Regions from separate parts of the Homo sapiens genome. Here region 2 is linked to region 1. The links are chromatin loops, found by intact Hi-C in ENCODE. Cell type or tissue: thyroid gland. All regions are shown on one strand.

The links. Hi-C counts contacts between places; a loop is a spot of excess contacts. Peaks named below come from ENCODE experiments on the same cell type or tissue, not always from the same donor. Only the 100,000 strongest peaks of a DNase experiment are listed, where the experiment ranks them.
Region 2: it touches region 1 in a loop (2.3-fold over the local background); 13 of 110 quality-filtered maps call a loop at or near these places.

The regions. Positions count from the first base shown.
Region 1 is chr5:55,341,063-55,349,062 of GRCh38, reverse strand. MTREX (Mtr4 exosome RNA helicase) reads right to left here. Exons shown (of 27, transcript NM_015360.5): 7 at 7,292-7,382; 8 at 5,608-5,732; 9 at 4,443-4,541; 10 at 3,867-3,969; 11 at 1,919-2,050. LOC124900979 (a long non-coding RNA gene) reads left to right here and starts at 5,912. Exons shown (of 2, transcript XR_007058774.1): 1 at 5,912-6,188. In thyroid gland, a CTCF peak has its summit at 4,477 (motif pointing left); a DNase peak (open chromatin) is centred at 4,492.
Region 2 is chr5:55,540,944-55,548,943 of GRCh38, reverse strand. No RefSeq gene overlaps it. Among named protein-coding and RNA genes, the nearest start is that of PLPP1, 10 kb to the right of the region's middle. In thyroid gland, no CTCF peak of the experiment used is centred here; no DNase peak of the experiment used is centred here.

The sequences.
Region 1 (8,000 bases):
ATGAAAAAAGTACTATCTTACAAAAATAGTAACAATAACCACATCTGGTGCTTTACATACAACATTTAAGTCTAACAATTACAGGACACAGGAACTATTATTATCTACATTTTACTACTAAGTAAAGTGAAACTTAGTTTTTAATAATTAGCACCACTATTAACTGTGAGAAAAACAATTCCAAAGCCCATGCTCTTTCTTAACCATTGCACTGCCTTCTTGTACAGTGTCTATCAAATAATATGTATTAAGCATTTGTTAAACTGAATAAATATTTGTTAATCAGTATGCAACCCTGCAACTTTAAGTTTATTCGGCACTTGTAGGTAAGAGAAAACATTTATGGGCAGAACAATTCAGTCTTTAAAAAAACACAAACTATTAGTGGCTTTAGAAGGCTATGTCAGCTATCTGTCATTTGTTACTTTTACTCATGGAAAAGTAGGAATTAGCTTTAAAATGCACAGATAAAAAAACAAAACCTGCCTTGATAAAGAAAACAATACAACTGAAATTTAAATTTGGATGGCTTAAGATATTATTTACTTTTCACTGTACTGGATTACATGTGCAAAAGGCAGAGTTGAAAGATAATCGGGTTGGTATTCAGCACACTGCAATTCTTGGCCAGTGGTTTGGTTTGAATGTGTCCCCCTAAAGTTAATGTGCTGACCCCTTAATCCACAATGAAACAGTGTTGAGAGGTAGGGCCTTTAAGAGACAGGGTCCTCATGAATGGATTAATGCCTTTATCAGAGGAGTGGGTTAGTTATCACTGGTATGCGTTCCTGATAAAAAGATGAGTTCAGCCCCCTTCTCCCACCCTCTCTCTTGCATGCTCTCCTGCCCTACTGTCTTCAGCCGTGGGATTCCACGACAAAAAAGGCCCTCACTAGATGTGCTGGGTCCCTCAAATTGGATTTCCAGCCTCTCAAACTATAAGAAATAAATTTCTGCCTTTCATAAATTACCTAGTGATATGGTTTGGCTCTGTGTCCCCACCCAAAACTCATCTTGTAGTTCCCATGATTCCCATGTGTTGTGGGAGGGACCCAGTAGATGACTGAATCATGCGGGTGTCTCTTTCCTGTGCTGCTCTCGTGACAGTGACTAAGTCTCATGAGATCTGATGGTTTTGAAAATGGGAGTTTTCCTGCACAAGCTCCCTCTCTTTGCCTGCTGCCACCCAAGTAAGATGTGACTTGCTCCTCCTTGCCTTCCACCATGATTGTGAGGCATCCCCAGCCACGTGGAACTGTGAGTCCATTAAACCTATTTTCTTTGTAAATTGCCCAGTCTTGGGTATGTCTTTATCAGCAGCGTGAAAATGCACTAGTCTCAGCTATTCTGTCACAGCAACACAAAATGGACTAAGACAGCCAGGTTGTGCTACTGTCTTAACTGTGTGACTTCAAGTGAATTACTTTTGCAATTAATGTATAGGAATAATTTACCGATTTGCTAGAAGTTATATCACTTTGATTGAGAATTACAAAATAGTTAAGCAAAGGGCAGGTCTTACTGGTTTAGACTTCAGTGAGAATGAAGCATGGTATTTTCTATATAGAAGGTGGTCTAACCAAGCTATGAGACCTACCCTTAAGTGGTCAAATAGAGAGCCACAATAACTGAGGAGTTTACGGTAACAAAGTATAAGAAGGCATGATTCTAATATTTTTCATAGGGTTCTCCAAATTTTAAATAGAACAATGTACTCATATCTTTCAATAAAAGGAGAAGAAAGGGAAGAAAGTATAAGTCAAAGGCCTTTAAAGCTTTTACAAATGTGCTGAGTACTGCTGTAACTGTAAGGTGAATGGCATATCCTAGTAATATGTAACAGATAAAAATATTACTAGAAATATATTTTACGCTCATTTTCACATAACATTAAAATGATACTGAAATGATGTAGTACCTGTGTTGAAATCTAATTTGGTCATTTGAAGTGCATAGGCTTCACAATCTTTCTTACTAAAACTGAAAATAATCACAGGTTGGAAATTTCTTTCCATAATCATCTTCACAATTTTGAAAACATTTGATGGTCCTGCAAAAACAGTAAACAACACACCAAAATTAACTCAAAATAGATCACAGATCTAAATTTAAAAGCTAAAACTATAAAACTTTTAAGAGAAAATATAGGAATAAATCTTCCTGACCGTGGGTTAGACAAAGCATTCTTAGATATGACAACAAAAGCATAAACAACATAAGGAAAAAAATGCATGAACTGGACTTCATCAAAGTGAAAAACTTTTGTGATTTCATGGATACCATCAATAAAGTAAAAAGACAACCTCAAACAGAATGGGGGGAGATATTTGCAAATCATCTATCTGATAAGGGTCTAGTATCCAGAATATGTAAAGAACTATCATAATTCAACAACAACAATAAAAAAACATACTTTTAAAATAGAGAAAGAATATGCAAATGGCCAATAAGCACATGAAAAAATGTTCAACATCATTAGCCACCAGGGAAATGTAAACTGAAACCACATTAAGATACCACTTCACATTCAATAGGATGACTATAATCAGACATACAATACTAAGTATCGTGGAAAAATTATATGTGAAAAAATTAGATCCATCAAATTATACCACCATCTTTCCAAATGGGAAATCAGGGCAAAATACATAATCTGTTTCATTTACCCATTACCTAGCCCAGGGATGCTGTAATTACAGAAAGATGCCTCTGTTTCTATGGAGGAGGAGTACGGTGATACAAAGGATATAGAGAAAATGGAACCCTCACACATTCCTGGAAGGAAATGTAAAATGGTATAGCCACTTTGGAAAATACTTTGGCAGTTTCTCAAAAGGTGAAACATAGACTTTCCACATGGTGCAGCAATTCCACTCCTAGGTACATATCCAGAGGAAAACACCTATTCACACAAAAACTTGTATTAAATAGTACATGCATCAATGTTTACAACAGCATTCCTAACAGTCAAAAACCAGAAAAACCCAAAAGTCCATCCAATGATGAATGGAGAAACAAAATGTGGTATATCCATACAATGGAATGTTATTTAACCATGAAAAGGAATGAGTACATATAGCATAAAATGAACAAAATAGCCGGGCACAGTGGCTCACACCTGTAATCCCATCACTTGGGAGGCCACGATGGGCATATCACTTCAGGTCAGGAGTTTGAGATCTGCCTAGCCAACACAGTGAAACCCCGTCTCTACTAAAAATACAAAAATTATCCAGGCATGGTGGCAGGTGCCTATAATCCCAGCTACTTGGGAGGCTGAGGCAGGAGAATCACTTGAACCCAGGAGGCAGAAAGTTGCAATGAGCCAAGACAGCACCAGTGTACTCCAGCCTGGGTGACAGAGCGAGACACTGTCTCAAAAAAAAAAAAAAAAAAAATTAAAAGTAACGAACCTTGAAAACATTACATTAAGTGAAAGAAGCCAGTTGCTCCAAACATGAAATGCACAGACAAGGGAAAGCCACAGAGATCGAAAACAGGCTAATGATTAACTAAGTCTGCGGGATGAGAAGGGAAAGGTTGGGGGAAAAGGGAGAATAACTGTTAATGTGTACAGGGTTTCTTTTTGGGTTCATGAAAATATTTTGGAACTAGACAGTGGTGATGGCTGCACAATTCTGTAAATATACTAAAGACTACTGAATTGTATACTTAGATGAGTGAATTTTATAGTATGTAAATTATACTTAATGTCATACAAAAAAGATAAATATTTATCCAATTTTATCACATATCGTCTAGACCTTTACATAGCTTGAGAAAAAAAAACTAAGACAAAAAATATCAGAGTAATCTGAATATACAATTTACATGTAAAATTCTCTCAAAGCAAAGTTCCAAATTACCTTTTGTTCCTCCTTTCCGCCCTTTCTGGTCTCCTTTGGCCAAATCACCTGCATCTCGAAGCACTTGCATTGCAGTATTAAAATTATCTTCTCTGAAGTCACCCTGGAATCACAAATTTTTTCTGTGTAACTTCACTAATACTTAATCATAATTCAAACATTTTTCATACATAAGGCTTCCCCAAATAAAAATAATTTAGTATAATAATGAAAGCCACTAAAATAGTCCAAACATGATCTGTGGTAAGAGGTATTAAAAGGTGAAAAAGAAGGAATAAAAAATGAAGAAAAGCAAAACATAAGATATCTGAAACATGTCCAGAACCCCTATTCTCTAGGTATTTTTAAATACTGGGAAAGGAGGGAAATCTGATTCATGCATAAGAAAAACACAAGTCTCAAACATAATGTTTGAAATAAAAACACACAAAAAAATCAAGATCGATTGATTAAAACTAAGACAAACAAATGTATCTTTTCCATTCTTCTCTAATTCAAAATTTAAAAACAACAACAACAAGATATTAATAATAAAGTATGACATTATAGATTTAAAAAGGACAATTACTCTCTTACATTTTCATCAACCACAAGATGCAGGCCATCTCCCCCTGCTGGAAAAATGTAGTGTTGCAATGGAGTGGGCCGATAATCTGTGTAAATAACATGACAAGGCTGTAAAAAGAAAGAATTAAACATACAAAATTTTATTTCCTCAAAATAAAACTGTATCTTAGTCCAACCTAAAAGATCTTAAGAAAATCAAGTAATGAATTCAACATTTCAAAAAGAAAACACTTCAAAAAATTCACTAAAACCCAGGCAAGAGAAAAACGTAGAAAAATTAGGTCTATGAAATTATACTACCATCTTCCCAACTTACCAATTCCCTAACCAGGGCTAAATACATGACCTGAGCATCAACTACCCATTACCTAGCCCTGGAATGCTGTAATTACGGAAAGATGCTTATTTTTCTATAGAGGAGGTATACGGTGATACAAAGGATCCATGAAGTAAAATGGAACTTTTCTGCCCCACCCAGGCTTTTCAAAACCTTAGTATAAAGCAGCACTTGATCTAGCTTCTCCCCAAGATCCATTGGATTTTTCTATCCTACAGAAGCAATATGGGAGAATGCCATAAAAACACGATCAGGGAGCTTATAAACAGATAAGTTCATGAGAACATCAGTGTAAAGGAAAATTAAGGGCAGAAAAATAAAAGCAAGAATAAATTCAGTATACATAAACAAATGCCTATTACAAGCATATACAGACGCTAAAGTCAGACTAGAAAGGCAATAACAGAAAGTCAGTAAAAAGTCTGTGTTTACATGAGAAAAATCAAATCAAATGCTCCAGAGATGCCCAGCTTTTCCTGGCACCAAGGCATTAGGGGAAATTCTGTGTACTCATGGATAACTATTTGAGTAAATGCAGTAGTTTCTAAACCTGGCAGATCATCAGATCAACTTGGGGAATTTTTAAAATTGGAGTTCCCAAGGCACTATTACCTGAGATTTAGATATAGTGGGTTTGAGATGGGGCTCAGAAATCAACATTTCTAAAAAGTCAGTCAGTTGATTTTGATAAGCTGCTTGATTTGAGAAGCAGTTTACCATTAAAATGTTTTTTTTATTATTCTGGACAACATCAGGAGAAAAGCAAAGGGAGAGTAAAGCAAGACTAATCTGTAACATTTTGAATATTGAAGACATCAAAAAAGGAGGAAAAAATACCTGTTTATGTAAATGGCAAATCCATTCAGCAAACTGTCGGGCATTTGGAATAGTAGCCGAAAGAAAGACATAGTGGACGTTATCAGGAAGCAAAATAATAGTTTCTTCCCATACTACACCACGTTCTGAAAAAAATAAATATATACTTTGGACTATAGTTGGACTACAGTGTCACTCTGTGATAATATCTAAAATTATATTCTCTGAAGCTTTATAGTTAGAAATGCAGACTTTACTCAAGAATATTTTAAGCCACAGAACCTTACTGAAAACTATTTCTCACCATTAATCTATCCAGTAGAAAATTAGTAGACTAAACCACTATAAATACAATGTACTCTGAAATAGCCTACAAAGAGCAATTCCAGGGTTAATCTTTCCAAACAACCTAACAAGAGCCTCAATGACAAGGCAGCGGAACAGTATTTCTACTGCACATTGAAAAGTAATGGTTACTAACTTGTAGAAAGTTATAGCAACACATTTAGAAGATACTATTCCTATTCCAGACGGCATCGTTCACCCAAATTATCCTTGTGATCCTCTGGAGATGAAAGAAAGACTTGATGAAAGATAAAACCGTAAGTCATTTTTTATTAAAACGGAAAAAGTTTGACAGCTTCCCTCCTAAAATAGACAAATCAACAAAGGATTTCTGATTCTAAAACCAAAACAACTCTGTTAAGAGCTTAATTTTATAAATTTGGAAAGGGTGAAATATTCAAAGGGTAAATGATTTCTTAAATTCTATTGCTTTCTCCATAAATACAGGCTGATTTAGTGAGCTAGTTTAAATAAAAACTAAATCTTATTTTAAGCGTGTACATATTAAACATTTAACTTTTCAATGTGTTTGTTAACGTTAGCCCTGCCAGCACCCTACAAATTCCAAGCATACTTACTTTTTCATTACGAGAGCGTAACAGCCTAAGTAAGGGGCATTTGTAAGTTTTTCTTTTTGTTCATTTTTATTTCATAATCCTCACTTTTTGTTTTTACCATAAACACATATTTCATAGTTACTGAACTAAATAAAAATCAGGAAAGTTAACTTTGCAAGCTAGAAGTTTTAGAAATTCTGTAACATTAGTTCTACTGGTGAGCTATTAGAAGCACGCCATCTTTTAATTTCTTTTGCTTTATTTGAATTTGCATTTCTCACCCAGCAAAAGTTACTATTAAAGAGCTGTACTTGAATGAAATCTTAATGGAAAAATAATATCATGTTGTCCACTATTTAAAGAAGCAAGGCTGGGTGCGGTTCACGCCTGTAATCCCAGCACTTTGGGAGGCCAAGGTGGGAGGATCACTTGAGTCCAGGAGTTCAAGACCTGCCTGCTCAACGTTGTGAGACGCCATCTCTACTAATAAAATAAATAAAAATTAGCCAGACATGGTGGTACACGTCTGTAGTTCCAGCTACTTGGGGGACTGAGATGGAGATCAAGGCTGCAGCGAACCATGATCCTACCTAGGATCCTACCTAGGATCATGCACTTCAACCTAGGCAACAGAGTGAAACTCTGTTTCAAAAATAAATAGGTAAATAAAAATAAAGAAACAACAGTTTATTAGAACCCTAGCCACACAAAAACTAGAAGCAAAGTTTAACAATAACTTGCTCAAAATTCCTAATGTCATTCTGAAGGGAAATACATGATATACATTTCAACACTGAATATACCTGAATCTCTCATATAATGAATTTCATCAAATATAACCCAAGCAACTTCTCTCATAACTTCGGAACCTCTGTAAAGCATACTTCTCAAAATCTAAAGAAAAAAGTAAAAAATGTATTTAGTTGGATTCTGACATAACAGCTAATAGTTAGAGAAAAGTTGTTTTTTCCAACAAGGAATTTTGGATATTCTTTATTAAATGGAAATATTAAAATAATTTTAAGGGGTTACAGAACTTACTATTTAACAAATATTAACAAAAGTAATATTCAATATTACATTGTTGTATATTATATTGTATATTCCTTTTCTCATAAAAAGCAAAGTAAATGGCTTCTAAACAGTTACTAATCAGATACAATCCACAGAGAGAATTATCACCCCTACTCTCCATATGTCTAGAACATGATGCAACTTCCTTCTATACACAGCACCGTCCCAAGATTCATACTTTCTAAAATATAAGTACAACTTAAATTATCCTCTATTCAAAACACTGGATCATCCCTGACTGTTTGCCCATTTTTTCTGCCTCGTTTTCTTGCAACATGGATACTTCCTGGCAACTGTTACCCTAATTTTTGGAGTTAATGAAAACCTTCCACAGATGAAAGAAAGTTTTGAAAATGGAAAATAAACTTCCATGAGGCGACAAAATGAAAAGTGAGCAATGCTTTTGGCTGGTTCTCCAAATCAGAAGCTAATTTATGC
Region 2 (8,000 bases), 200 kb before region 1:
CTGGGACTGCAGCCCAGGTTTTCCTAACTCAGAAGACTGAGCTTGTTCCTGGATGTTATTAATATCTACTTGTGTCCAAGCAACCAAGGGTCTTGAGTCTGCTTGATTCTGCTTGTGGTCTCACATCAAGAGTAACAGAGCTAGTCTAGGCATGGTGGAGCTAGTCCATGCCTGTAGTCCCAGTGCTTTGGGAGGCCATGATGGGAAGATTGCCAGAGGCCAGAAGTTCAAGACCAGCCTGGGCAACATCACAAGACTCCATCTCTACAGAAAAATAAAAAATTAGCCAAGCATGCTGGTGTACACTTGTGGTCCTAGTTGCTCAGGAGACTGAGGCAGGAGGATTGCTTGATCCTAGGAGTTCGAGGCTGCAGTGAGCTATGATTGCACCTCTGTACCCCAGCCTGGGTGACACAGCGAGACCCTGTCTCTTAAAAGAAAAGAAAAGAAAATAGCAGACTCACTAAAGTGATGTTCACCTTTTTATGACGTTCCTTTTTTTTTTTTTTCGTTTGCTTAAGCAAAGGAAGCTGCTAGAGGAGAGTCTTGTCTTGGTCTTCCTGCCTAAGAACTCCTTTATGAAAGGAATAAAAGACTGTCAAAGTAGGCTGGGCTTGCGTCCAGGCTAATCTGTGAAGGAGGCTAGCTCATGTTCCTTACCTACCCTTTGGGTGTCCACTGGGTCGTGCCCCTGGAGCGGCCTTTACCCTTGAGCCATGGTGCTCACACATAGGCTTTTGAGCTCCTTGGAGCTATCCAGACCCTGCTCACTTTTCTTTCCAGAGATCAGAACAAATCACTCCCTCACTCCTACTCCAAACAAGGTCTTGTTGATAAACTAGTCCTTTTCAAAGTGCTGGTAGGTAAACCAGCGATGATGGAGCATCAAACACAAGTTAACTCCTGACTTTTGTACCATTGTCTCTCTATTCCATTACATATTAACATGACTCTGAATACCTTCGCCCACCATCTGCTTGTTGTGCAACAGTTGAGGCAGTAACCAGGGGAGATTCACTTCCTGTCTTGTCCATCTCCAGGGATCACTCCCCTGCTGCTCTCCAGCAGCCAAGCTCAGGTGAGCTCCATTTTTACCCAAGATGTGACCCTCTCTTTGGTTGGGAAGGAGAAAGGTAAGAATAGCCATGAATGAGTAAGGATTCTTAAAGGGAGGTGCTGCTATGGTTTTTTTCTGCTATTTAAGATGTTGAGACAGGATAACTTTAGAAAGATGCATGCACAAACCCATAAATAGTGCTTTTATAAAATTTAGTTCACTGGAAACTGAGTTCAGTATTTGACATTAGCTTTTCTTTCAAAGTGTTTAAGACTGCTGGAGGTCTTTGCTCAAATAATAAATACTGCGTATTTCCAAATGTGTTACGGTATAGGCAGTAGTTACTATTTGTCTACTCCATGTTAGGCACATTACATGTATTGGCTAATCAAATCTTCATCAATTACCTGTGTAATAATCTCAATTAACTTGCCTCCTTGTATTATAAATGGAAATAATCCTGTTTATTTAAACGTATTTTTATGTATCAATAGGGATTAATCAGGAAATTCAAAGGGCCTTTTTTTTGTATCTTTCCCTAATTTGAGCTCCCTATTCTCATTAACAGATAAAACAACACATTTGCTTCAGCCTGGAATATTTGCTTTTGGTGCTTAGAGGCAGAGACAAGAAATGGGCACTCAGGGAGTCACACTGGTAGTTGCACACTGTATCTACAGAGGGCGTGTCTCATCTGTACTCTGCTGGGTTACAGGATGTCAGGAGGTATTTGTGTCCACCTGAGAATTCCGTTTATTACCTTCCATTTAACAGACAATGTCTTTCCTTTCTGCAGTTGATTTTGCTAGAGAGGCAATTCATAAGGTGAAGTCCTGTTCATAGTATGACTTGTTTTCTCACTATCCCCTTCCATTTTTAGTAACTCCTTGGTCTATTTGGTGTCTTTAAAAAAAAGAAGTTGGTAATGAAGACTTCTTTAAATATGGAAATGTGTGCTCTTTTATGGCATAGATATGAAATCCCTTCCTGTGGTAATAATTAGGTTATTCCCAGAAGCACAGGGTCATTCTTTTTTTTTTTTTTTGAGATGGAGTCTCGCTGTGTCGCCCAGGCTGGAGTGCAGTGGTGTGATCTCAGCCCACTGCAAGCTCCACCTCCCGGGTTCACGCCATTCTCCTGCCTTAGCCTCCCAAGTAGCCGGGACTACAGGAGCCCGCCACCATGCCTAGCTAATTTTTTGTATTTTTTTTTTTCAGTAGAGACGGGGTTTTACTGTGTTAGCCAGGATGATCTCGATCTCTTGACCTCGTGATCCGCCCACCTCGGCCTCCCAAAGTACTGGGATTACAAGCATGAGCCACCGCGCCCAGCCGCACAGGGTCATTCTTTAAATAAAAGCTTTCCTGTTTAAAGCTTTTCAAAGGAGCAGACCACCTTGAAGATTCCCCCTAGGGTTGATAGGTGTCTAATTCCTTTTATAAAATTATTATTGTTTTCATTTTAAAGCTTTGGCTATAAAGTCAGAAATGTCCTAAATAACAAAATATTTCATATTTAATTTAAAGAAAAGTAAAGAGAAGAAAAATGAAAACCCAGTCTTTATGTAAGCTCCAAGGATATTAGGGCTTAGAGGGCTTTTCTAGTTTTATGACAATTTATACTACTGATTTTTATATTATATATTATTGGGGTTTTGTTGTTGTTGTTTTGTTTTGTTTTTTTGAGATGGAGTCTCACTCTGTCACCCAGGCTGGAGTGCAGTGACGCGATCTCAGCTCACTGCAACCTCTGCCTCCTGGGTTCAAGCGATTCTCCTGCCTCAACCTGCTGAGTAGCTGGGACTACAGATGCGTGCCACCACACCTGGCTAACTTTTGTATTTTTAGTAGAGACAGGATTTCACCATGTTGTCCAGGATGGTCTTGATCTCCTAACCTCATGATCCACCTACCTTGGCCTCCCAAAGTGCTGGGATTACAGGCATGAGCCACTGCGCCCAGCCCTGTATTCTTGTTTTTGAGATGAGCAGATCTCCGGGAAAATTGTTGAGTTACAATGGCATTTTACTGTGATCCTTCTCAAGCTCAGATCATTTCTGTAACCCAATGACGACCTGTCTCTTTGGTGTACTGTCCTGTGAAATGTTAGCTCAATTTTCCCAGAAGTTGTGTGTTTGCCATGAGTCAGAGTGCTTTTCCTCAGTGGGACAGTTGCTGGCCCTCTTAATTTTGGTGTATGTGCTTCAAAGTATGTAAACCTCTAGTCTGATCTGTATATGATATCCTGTTAATTGTATTATTATTTTGATTATCTTGCTGGAAGGTTCATAATTTTCAATTTGATAGAAATAAAGTTTTTTTCTGCTTATAAAAAAATAAAATAAAATGCAGTTTTAGATTCAGTAGATTTGGAGTGGAATCTGAGAGTCTGCATTTCTCTTAATAATAGCCTCCGTTAATGCACACACTGCTAGTCCAGGGCACATTTTCGGAAGCAAAGCTCTAGAGCACACTATGGTGTCAGAGACCCTGTTTGAGAATCTGGGAAGGGCTACAGAGCCAGTTCATAGCAAAATATATAAACATGTAATTTATATGCAATTGCAAAGGATTTGCAGGGTCTCTGAACGCTATCCTTAGGCTCAAGGTTAATAAGACACAGACATCAACCTGGTTCTCATGCGAAAGTGACAGGAATCTTTGAATAATAATGTCCAACATCTATTGAGCACCTACTATATGCCTTGGCATTGTGCTGAGTGATCTTGACATATTAGCTCATTTAATCTTCACAACAAACCTATGAGGTAGGTACTATTATTGTCATTCTCATTTTACCAATAATGGGCGGATCACTTGAGGCCAGGAGTTTGAGACCAACCTGGCTAACATGGTGAAACCCTATCTCTACCAAAAATACAAAAATTAGCTGGGTGTGGTGGCACACACCTGTAGTCCCAGCTACTGGGGAGACTGAGGCAGGAGAATCGCTTGAACCCAGGAAGTAGAGGTTGCAGTGAGCCGAGATCTTGCCAATTGCACTCCAGCCTGGGCAACAGAGTGAGACTCTGTCTCAGAAATAAAATAAATAAATAAATAAATAAATAAGGAAACTGGTGCACAGAAAGTTCTAAGCAATTTGTCCAAGGGTATTCAGTGGAGTATTCAAGAGCTGGATTCCTGAACCCAGATGTTTCATTACTATGTTTTGCTGCACCTAATGTGTAGTAATTACTTTGAAGAAAGTGATTACTTTCTTCAAAGAGAGTGAAAATGTGGGCTGATGATACCTGAGTTTCTCTAATTCTGATGGACATCAGAATCTCCTGAGGGAATTTGTTAAACATCATTACCAAATAATGCTTGGATTCCAGCCTAGCTTCTGAATCAGAATCTCTGGGGGCGGGGCTGGGGGATTGTCTTTAACTAATGCCCAAGATGATTCTGATGTGCAAAATTTGAGCATCATTGTCACAGACTTTTCAAAGGCAGAGTTTTAAGAGTCCAAAGGAAAGCTAAACGAAGTTTGTTGTGTGAGAAACTCTGAAAGGGAAAGTGTGACTCTGAGGGTTAGGAGGCTCCCAGAAATGTATTTCTGACTCTGATCTTGATAAAGAAGAAAAGTGTGGTGGCCCTAGAAAATTCCTTTGTTGTCCCATCAGGATTATTCCTTAACACAGTCACTTAAAAGGAGAAAGGCCCACTTTTAAAAGAAGTTCACCTTGTTGAGGACACAAAAAAGTACTTATAAAGGGGCGTCATTGATCTGTAAGAATAATGCAGCAGAATTAACCCCACTCCCCACTTCTTTTTCTTGCTTTTTTTTTTCTTTTTTAGATGGAGTTTTGCTCTTGTCGCCCAGGCTGGAGTGCAGTGGCGCGATCTCGGCTCACTGCAACCTCTGCCTCCTGGTTCAAGCGATTCTCCTGCCTCAACCTCCTGAGTAGCTGGGATTACAGGTGCCCACCACCATGCCTGGCTAATTTTTTTGTATTTTTAGTAGAGACGTGGTTTTGCCACATTGGGCAGGCTGGTCTCGAACTCCTGACCTCAGGTGATCCGCCTGCCTCGGCCTTCCAAAGTGCTGGGATTACAGGCATGAGCCACCGTGCCCGGCCACCCCATTCCCCACTTCTAACTCCAGACAAGCTTAAGTGCATGTGAGGGGAAAAGAGCTAATAACAACAACAAAAAGGAGGTGGGAGGGGGGCACAGCTTGCCTCTTTCCTGAACTCTTGCTTTACTTTTCTTTTTCTCATTCATTCATTTATTCCAGTACTTTTTTTTTTTTAACTGCATGTGCCTTCATTTTGCCAAGTACACTCTCAGAACTAGGAAGGCCTGCTCCCCTCACTTAAGAAGATCCATTAACTTGCCGGGTGCGGTGGCTCACCCCTGTAATCCCAGCACTTTGGGAGGCCCAGGCAGGTGGATCACCTGAGGTCAGGAGTTTGAGACCAGCCTGGCCAACATGGCGAAACCCCCTCTCTACTAAAAATACAAAAATTAGCCGGGTGTGGTGGTGGGCACCTGTAATCCCAGCTACTTGGGAGGCTGAGGCAGGAGAATCGCTTGAACCTGGGAGGCAGAGGTTGCAGTGAGCCGAGATCGTGCCATTGCACTCCAGCCTGGGCAACAAGAGCGAGACTCCATCTCAAAAAAAAAAAAAAAAAAAAAAAAAAAAAGAAGATCCATTAACCACAAAGATCAACCCAAGAATGAGTGCTAGGAGAAGGGCAAGTGCAATGTCAGAAGAGCACAAATGGGGTTGTAAGCAGAAGAGGAATTGCAAGATGGAAGAAGGGCAAATTTTATTATGATTTCTAAAACAGGTGGAGCAGGTGTATTCTGACTGGAGGCCAATAACTACATGGCAATCCTACCTAAGATTTGTAATTTTAATTTTTATTTGAGATGGAGTCTCGCTCTGTGGCCCAGGCTGGAGGGCAGTGGTGCTATCATGGGTCACTACAGCCTTATTTCCTGGGCTTAAGTGATCCTCCCACCTCAGCCTCCTGAGTAGCTGGGACTACAGGCATATGCCACTGTGCCCAGCTAATTTTTTTGAAAATTTTTTAGAGAAGGGGTCTTGCAGTGTTGCCAGGGCTAGTGTTGAACACCTGGGCTCAAGAAATCCACCTGCCTCGACATCCAAAAGTGCTGGGATTACAGGCATGAGCCACTATGCCTAGCCTATTTTTATTTTTTAAGAGACAGGGTCTCACTATTTGTGTAGGCTGGACTTGAACTCCTAGGCTCAAGTGATCCTCCCACCTCAGCCTCCTGAGTAGCTGGGGCTAGAGGTATATGCCACTGTACCCAGCCTGTCCAAGATTTTAAAAAAAAATATGTGATGTCTTTAAGATTATAGATACTTTATAGGTAATTAATTTACATATTTCTGGTGATAGATTTTTAAAGAGATTGTTAAAAGAGATATTTGTGGGCCAGGCGTGGTGGCCCACACCTGTAATCCCAGCACTTTGGGAGGCCAAGGTGGCAGATCACAAGGTCAGGAGTTCGAGACCAGCCTGGCCAATTTGGTGAAACCCCACCTCTACTAAAAATACAAAAATTAGCCAGCCATGGTGGCAGGCACCTGTAGTCCCAGCTACTCGGGAGGCTGAGGCAAGAGAATCGCTTGAACCCGGGAGGCAGAGGTTGCAGTGAGCAGAGATCACGCCACTGCACTCCAGCCTGGGTGACATAGTGAGACTCCGTCAAAAAAAAAAAAAAAAAAAGATAAAGAAAAAGAAAAAAAGAAATACTTGTGAGCATCCTACAGAAAGGAACTGGTGATCACCAGGGCCAGGTGTGTGTGGAGTTATTAAGAACAAGTCATGACAAATCATCACTGTTTCTTTGGTAGATTAAGGAACCATGGTAGGTAGTGGGTTGAGTGGGTGGTAGGGAAGCAGAAACAACGGATATGGATCCGCAGAAATCTTTGTTTTTGAAAAAACATGCATTGTGTGTCAGCATATGTCAGACATTTGCTAGGCAATTGCACCTATTTTTTTTATTTGCTCATTACTAGAACCTTTTTTAGAAAACACTGACTTCCTAAAAAACAACAACATAGAATCCAGGCCCTCCAACCTTGACACGGAAGGAGAGATTGGTGGAAGGACAGTATCTTTCTGGAGCTGGGTTGCCCATCCACAGGGCCCCAAATCAGATCCTAGATACACACTCATCTCCTTTTCATGGGTTTTCACTAAAGATTGTAACTAAACACCTCACACTTGGGAATTGGCTCAAGTGTTAACAGAAGACTTTCCTCTTAATACTCTGTAGCAAAGCTGAAAAAGCACTGGAAGCCATAAATACCTTTAGGAAAGATAGGAAATAAAATGGATATATACATGAAAAAAGACCAGAATCTAGATAATCTGATTTGCAAGATAAAGTTTACTCACCTTTATTTAGAGTCCTCTGCAGAGACTATGACTTCTTTTCACTACCAGAGTACTTATTTTAAATGACTGTTGTTAGTATGTCTCTACCTACTTTGAGTGATTTTTCTTTACCCCAGCTGTACTTTTTAGTTACAAATTGTTATAACCTACCTTCTAGAACCAATCTTATCTTCCGCTAATCCCCAATGTGAGTTTCACAGCCTTTCCTACTCAAAGACTTCAAAAAAGCCACTTGTTTTGCCTCCTTTATGCTTTAACCATTGCTCAATCTTCAAAGTTTATTCTTCCTCAGCACCCTTTTCTATTGACTCAAATTGTTTTATTCAGGGCTTTGAAGTTTCAAGGACCAGAAATTCAATTAAATTAGTTCAAGTAAAAGGTTTTCTTAGAATAATGACATGAAATTTCTCAGAAATACCAATCAAAGTTCTCTTGAGCCTTGTATTTGTTGTGAATATTTTAGGCTTAAACATATTATTATTATTTTTTTCTCACATAAGAAGAAATCTGGAGGCAACCAGTTGCTGGTTATTTTTAGTAGAGCTCAACATTATAAAGACCAGT